Linked DNA regions of Homo sapiens: region 1 is linked to region 2. A link is a contact called in ENCODE Hi-C data. All regions are on one chromosome and are shown on one strand. Each heading gives the region's core, a stretch centred on a gene start or an enhancer-like site at or near the end of the contact. The rest is flanking DNA. Distances are from core to core; before and after follow the strand shown.

Region 1 (2,700 bases), core at 99-2,598, 93 kb before region 2:
GCAGGGCCAATTGCTCTTGGCAAAGCTCTAGCAGTAACCGGAACGCAGCAACCACAGAGAAGGCAGGAGAACAACTTTAGGGGTGAACAGTCCAGGCTCTAGAGAGAGGCAGATAGGGGTTCCAGTCCTGGCTTCTCCACTCATGGTGGGCAAGTTATCCTCCCAGCCTCAGATTTATCCTAGGTGAAATGGGATAATGCTCGAACTACTGCTGCTGTGAAGATCAGATAGACACAAAGAGCTTGGTACTCGACAGACACCCAAGGAAATGGCGACTGTGGTAGGACTTAGGTGGGGGCATAATGCAGCCTTTAAGATCAATCTCCTGGCCCTTGGCTTATCCTGCTGGGACTAGGACAAGGACAGGGACAAACATTTCCTTTTACTTCTCCTCACCTCCAGAAGTACACAGGCAACTCACCCCAGTCTCTTGTCCGCGACACTCTTCCCCCCAACCCCAAATCCCAGGCCTGGACACGGCATGATTCTGGCACCTGTGGAGCTCTCAGTTCCCCAAGCCCGGCTCAGACAAGGAGGCGCCAGGTACCCAGTTAAGAGGCGCTCCTGCAAGATCCTCGTGGTCCCTGGCTGCCAAAGGTCCCAGGCCTCTGGGCAGTGAGCGCTCCACAGTCCCTTGTGTGGCGTCTATGCTGCGCGGAGGAGGCGCAGGCCAGGAGAGGGCCATTGGTCTCCACTATGGTCCTGCCTGGCCAGGAGTGCCTATGGCTCTTAGGCACGAGCCAGCGGTTCCGGGCAAACCTCTGTGTGGCTGCTGGGCCTGACTTTGCAGAGCTGGCGCCCGGGTCTGGGCGGGGTGGGTGGAGGCTATGGGAGGTGGGGCCGGGGGTGGGCTCGGGGGGAGCGACGGCATCCCTGCTCCGGCTCCGGCTGAGGCGGGGCGGCCAGGCTGGCTTGCGGCGCAGCGGCCGCCTTTCCCCAGTGCGCCTGCCGGCGGCGGCGGTGGCGGCGTCGGCAATCCCGGCTCTTGGCACAACGCCTGGCGGCCGGCCCAGGGCGAGGAGTGGCTTCCAGGAAGCGGGCGGAGGAGCGTTCCAGCCGAGTCCCGCCGTCGCCGCGGCCCCGCGCGCTCCGAGCGGCCCGGGCCTGGCCCCACACGGCGTCTCTTCGCGCCCCCGGCGCCTCCAGCTCAAGCCGAGGGCGCGGTGCCGGCGCGCAGGCTGACGGGCGCCTGGGCGCGCCGTGCACTTGCCGGGCGGTGCAGGTGGCGGCGCGCGCCCTCCGCCTCTGGGCCGGGGCCAGCGCAGCGCTCTGCGCGCCCGGAGGGGGCGGGAGAGGCGGGGCAGCCCCCGTCCCAGCCCCATTTAACTTCGCGGCGGCGGCGGCGACTGCGGCGCCGCGGGCTGGAGGCCGGCGTCGGGGAAGGTCCTGGTGCCGGATTCCGCACGAGGTGTTGACGGGCGGCTTCTGCCAACTTCTCCCCAGCGCGCGCCGAGCCCGCGCGGCCCCGGGGCTGCACGTCCCAGATACTTCTGCGGCGCAAGGTGGGTGCACCGAGCTCGGCGCAGGGCGGCCCCTCAGGGGTCGGGGGAAGGCGCTCCCCAGAGGGAGTAAGACTTGGAGCAGTGGCCTCTCTAAGCAAGTTGGGGGTCTCCAAGCAGAGTCGGGGCGTGCCACGCGGGCCCCAGGGGGCCTCAGGACTGGGGTGCTCCTCACTGCTGGGCACCTCGGGTCGGGCGCGCTTCGTGCCGTCCCGGAAGGTTCAGGGAGAGTCTTTCGGCGGCAGTTCGCGGGCTGAGGGGCGTTCTTGATTATGGGGGAACTCCACAGGGTTGGAGTTTTTCAGGATTGGGAGTTACTAAGCAGAAACCTCGCGGGTCCGAAGGTCCGGCCGGTTGACCACTGGGTAGCGAGCGCCCAGAACGCCGGGGGTTGAGGCGACGCGCGATCGTGGAAAGTGGGCGTGGGGGTGACCGGGACGCGGCGGAGGCACTGGAGGAGCGACTTCGAGGCAGCGGGTAGTCGGAGGAGTGTGCACTCGGAAGGCTGGTGCGAGCAGGCGAGGGTGGCGCAGAGTCCCAGGGCCCCGCACTGGCCGCCTCCCTTCAGCCAGGAGTCGCCGCCTCAGGTCGGAAACAGCAGCACATTTGCGGATCACATTAGACCAGGCCCTTAATGCCTTCTCCAGATGGAGAGAAGCCACCGACCCGCCCCCGGACACCAGCTCCGCCAAGGCGCCCGCGAGGCGAAGCGGGAGTCGAGTGTGACCTCGGCTTTTCCAGTCTCGACTCATACTGATTTCCCTGTAAATTGACAGGAAAAGTAAGGGAAAAAGTCCCCGCTTCCCTCCTGGTTTCAGCTGACCTCTGCTGGCTGGCCCTCACCTACTTTTAGGAGATTGTGTTAGGCTGGCTCAGGGGCTGTGTCCTCCAAACCTCCCTGAACTTAGCTCTCAGGCGTCTCTCTGGGTGTGGGTCCCGGACCTCGAGGGCGCACGGTGTCATCTAGCGAGGAAAGCCTTGAACTATCAGAAGATCTGCGTTTCAGCCCTAAAATGTCACTATCTTGCTGTGTGACCTTAGGCAGGTCCTTTCCCTCTCTGGGCGGCTTTGTTGTCTTAGACTCATTTTTGCCGCGAGCAGCAGAAGCTAGCCTAAACCTTGGCTCTGTGCTGGCTTCCTGAGTCAAATGCCAATAGCGACACCCTGCTGCTGACAGATAGGCTTGGGCAGGGATATCTCA
Region 2 (2,700 bases), core at 189-2,688:
ATGAAGTGAAAAGTACATAGAGTGACACTTGGTTTATCTGGTGCCATTGGGCAAAATGTGTTATGAATAAATGCAATCTCATAAGTGCCTGTTGTCATGGAAAGAGGCTGTCTTTGGAACCAGACAAAGCTGTGTCAGGTACATTATCAAATGACTTTCACATAATCTCTTCTTTAATTCCACAACAACCCTCTATCAGTTATTAGTGTTGTCAGCTGCAGGGAACATAATGCCATGCCAAAGGCTGTTCTAACAAATAGGCCTGGGACAGTGGCTCAGTGATGCTCTCAAAATCCAGGCTCCTTTCCCTCTGTTCTTTGTACTCAGTGGGTTGGCCGTTCCTCTTATGGTTGCAAAATGGCACTGCAGCTTCAAGCACCACATTGAATTCCAAGGAAGAAAGGAGAGAAGAGGTATAGAATTGCCTATGTCCCTTTGTCTTATTAATCAAGAATGTGATGTTTGCCCAGAAGCACCGACAGAAAATGACCAGTTTTCCCATCCTCCCTTGCAGTCTGAGTGGCCATGTGAACCAGTTCTGGTCAATGACACGTAACTGGTTCACATGGCCACTCAGAGTGCAAGGGAGGCTGGGAAAGTGTGAACACTATAGTCTTGTTGACTTATGATTCACCACCTGGGGTTCTGTTAGCAAAAAAGAAAGGAGGGTGTGGATATTGGGTGTTAACTATCAGTGTCTGTCACAAATCCTCTGTTTGCTTTACCCATGAAAATGTTCGTATTTAAATACATAACTGGATCAAAATCACCAGCTCTTGAATGACAGAGTTAATACATCAACTGCGGTCTATTGCTCATGTTCCTGTTTGCAGTTAACTGGGAACCTTTTGGGTAATGTGAATGATATTTACAATGATAGTTACATGATGAAGCTAGTCTCTTGTGAAAACAGTATACTTCGGGTTGGAAGTAGTTTCTGATTTTTTAAAAAGTGAAGTCAGCCAGGCATTGTGGCTCACACCTGTAATCCCAGTGCTTTAGGAGGCTGAAGTGAGAGGATTGCTTGAGCCCAGGAGTTGAGGCTGCAGTGAGCCATGATTGTACCACTGCACTCCAGCCTGAGTGACAAAGTGTGACCTTGCCTCTTAAAAAAAATGAAATTTTCTTACTTATTAAACTGATGGAATAAATACTTTTCAGTTTGTACTAATGTAAGGCAATAATGTAATATATGGCAATAATATAAGGCAAAGCTTTGCTATGGATTTTCTATGGGGAGTGCGAATAAAAGGATTAGAACTTAGAACTTTCATATACTTTACCTCTGTGTGGACATCGAGAAAAATGCCAAGACTAATAGAAGTGATGGGTTAGATGGGGTTTAAGAGAAGGCTGCCCAGATGATATGGTGTTAGGTGTCACTTGGAAGTTAGGTTAGATAAGGAAGTGTTGGGCTGCCCTCTTGCTGCAAGTGTCTGAAATCCTAGTTAGCTGAGAGCCAGTTCTGGCCATTTCTGAGGTTTGCTGCCTCCCTAATCCCACACTTGCATCCTGTTCCTGTTTTGCTTTCCTCTGCTGCTCGTCTTTCACTTTCTCTTTCCTCACTTGGGAAGAGTGTTGAAACAACATTTCATTATTTGGCACTGCAAGGCAGTAGTAGTGTCCCCACTTTGGTCAGTTTCTGCTCTGGCAGGAGAAATGGTTTCAGTAAGTTTTTCCATTTCCTATTTGTTAGACTTCCTCTCAGGTACCCATCCAGATCTGTCCACAAGTGTGAGAGAAGGCTTGGACGCTGTTCCTCTCACCATTTCAGAGCAGTAGTGGAAGTGACCCTGTGCCCTGGCTGAAGGACATTCTCCAAGGTCAGCTTTTAAGTGTTCCCCTGGAGGACGAGAGGATTTATCTTTCCTTTTCAGACCATGTTCACATGTCATGAAATTCAAAATTTGGCCCTAACTGTTCATCATAGGTCCTTGTTTACTTTTTGTCTACTTCGTAAGAATGGCTGTGGTGCAGTTTTGTTTTAATTAAGACAAACCGATGTCTCCCAAACATCCATTGCTCTCTGTGAGAAAGAAACAAAAGGAACAGTTTTGCTTGGCTGTTTAAGGATGGAGAAGCGGATCTTATTTCAGAACATGGGTCATCCTAGATGGACGAGGGCAGCTCAGGGTGGAGCAGCCATGAGATCTGGCAGGTCCAGACTCCCTGGCACCAGAATGGCAGCTCTCAGCAAGTGTCTGCTTGGCGTCTCCTGGAGTCTTGTTGGCATGGAAGAGAGACCTTGTACAACATTCCTCATATGTCATTCCCCTTAAAGAAAACATTTCTTCTCCTTTCTGTCTTCACCTCCAATCCCATGTTTGAGAATACAAATCAAACTTATTCTCGTTCATTCTAAAGGGAGTAGCACATCAAAAGTACACTGCTCCTTTCTTCAGTGCCTCTTACAAGGAGCCTGTGGGGATAGCAGCACTCTGCCCTTAGGGAACTATAGTCTAGCAGGGAAAGAAGAATGACATATTAGTTGAAGTGGATCGTCAGTTCAAGATTGGTTACATCTTCATTATCAAGATTGTCATCCTTCATTGATCACTCACTGTGTAGCAATGTCATGATGCTAGTTCTTAGGGATACAGAGTAGGCAGGCTGGGCATGGTGGCTCATGCCTGTAATCCCTATACTCTGGGAGGCCAAGGTGGGAGGATTCCTTGAGCTCAGGAGTTTGAGACTAGCCTG

The links. A loop is a pair of places that touch in the nucleus more often than their neighbours do. Pooled maps may share reads with other maps.
Region 1: a map of PC-3 shows a loop between it and region 2 (14-fold over the local background). The contact joins the promoter of ADAMTSL3 here to the enhancer-like site in region 2. A Hi-C loop is called at or near these places in 23 of 168 maps with a recorded cell type or tissue (Calu3, MCF 10A, PC-3 and 16 more) and 18 of 50 pooled maps.

Annotation. Positions count from the first base shown.
Region 1 is chr15:83,652,775-83,655,474 of GRCh38, forward strand. It overlaps ADAMTSL3 (ADAMTS like 3), which reads left to right and starts at 1,349. Exons shown (of 30, transcript NM_207517.3): 1 at 1,349-1,502.
Region 2 is chr15:83,745,758-83,748,457 of GRCh38, forward strand. All of the region lies in intron 3 of ADAMTSL3 (ADAMTS like 3), which reads left to right. Among named protein-coding and RNA genes, the nearest start is that of ADAMTSL3, 93 kb to the left of the region's middle. Within about 2 kb of position 1,439, at least 8 of the 41 ENCODE cell types and tissues checked have a DNase peak (open chromatin) inside an H3K27ac peak, as active enhancers do; they include PC-3, ascending aorta, heart right ventricle and 1 more, where a contact is called at or near this core.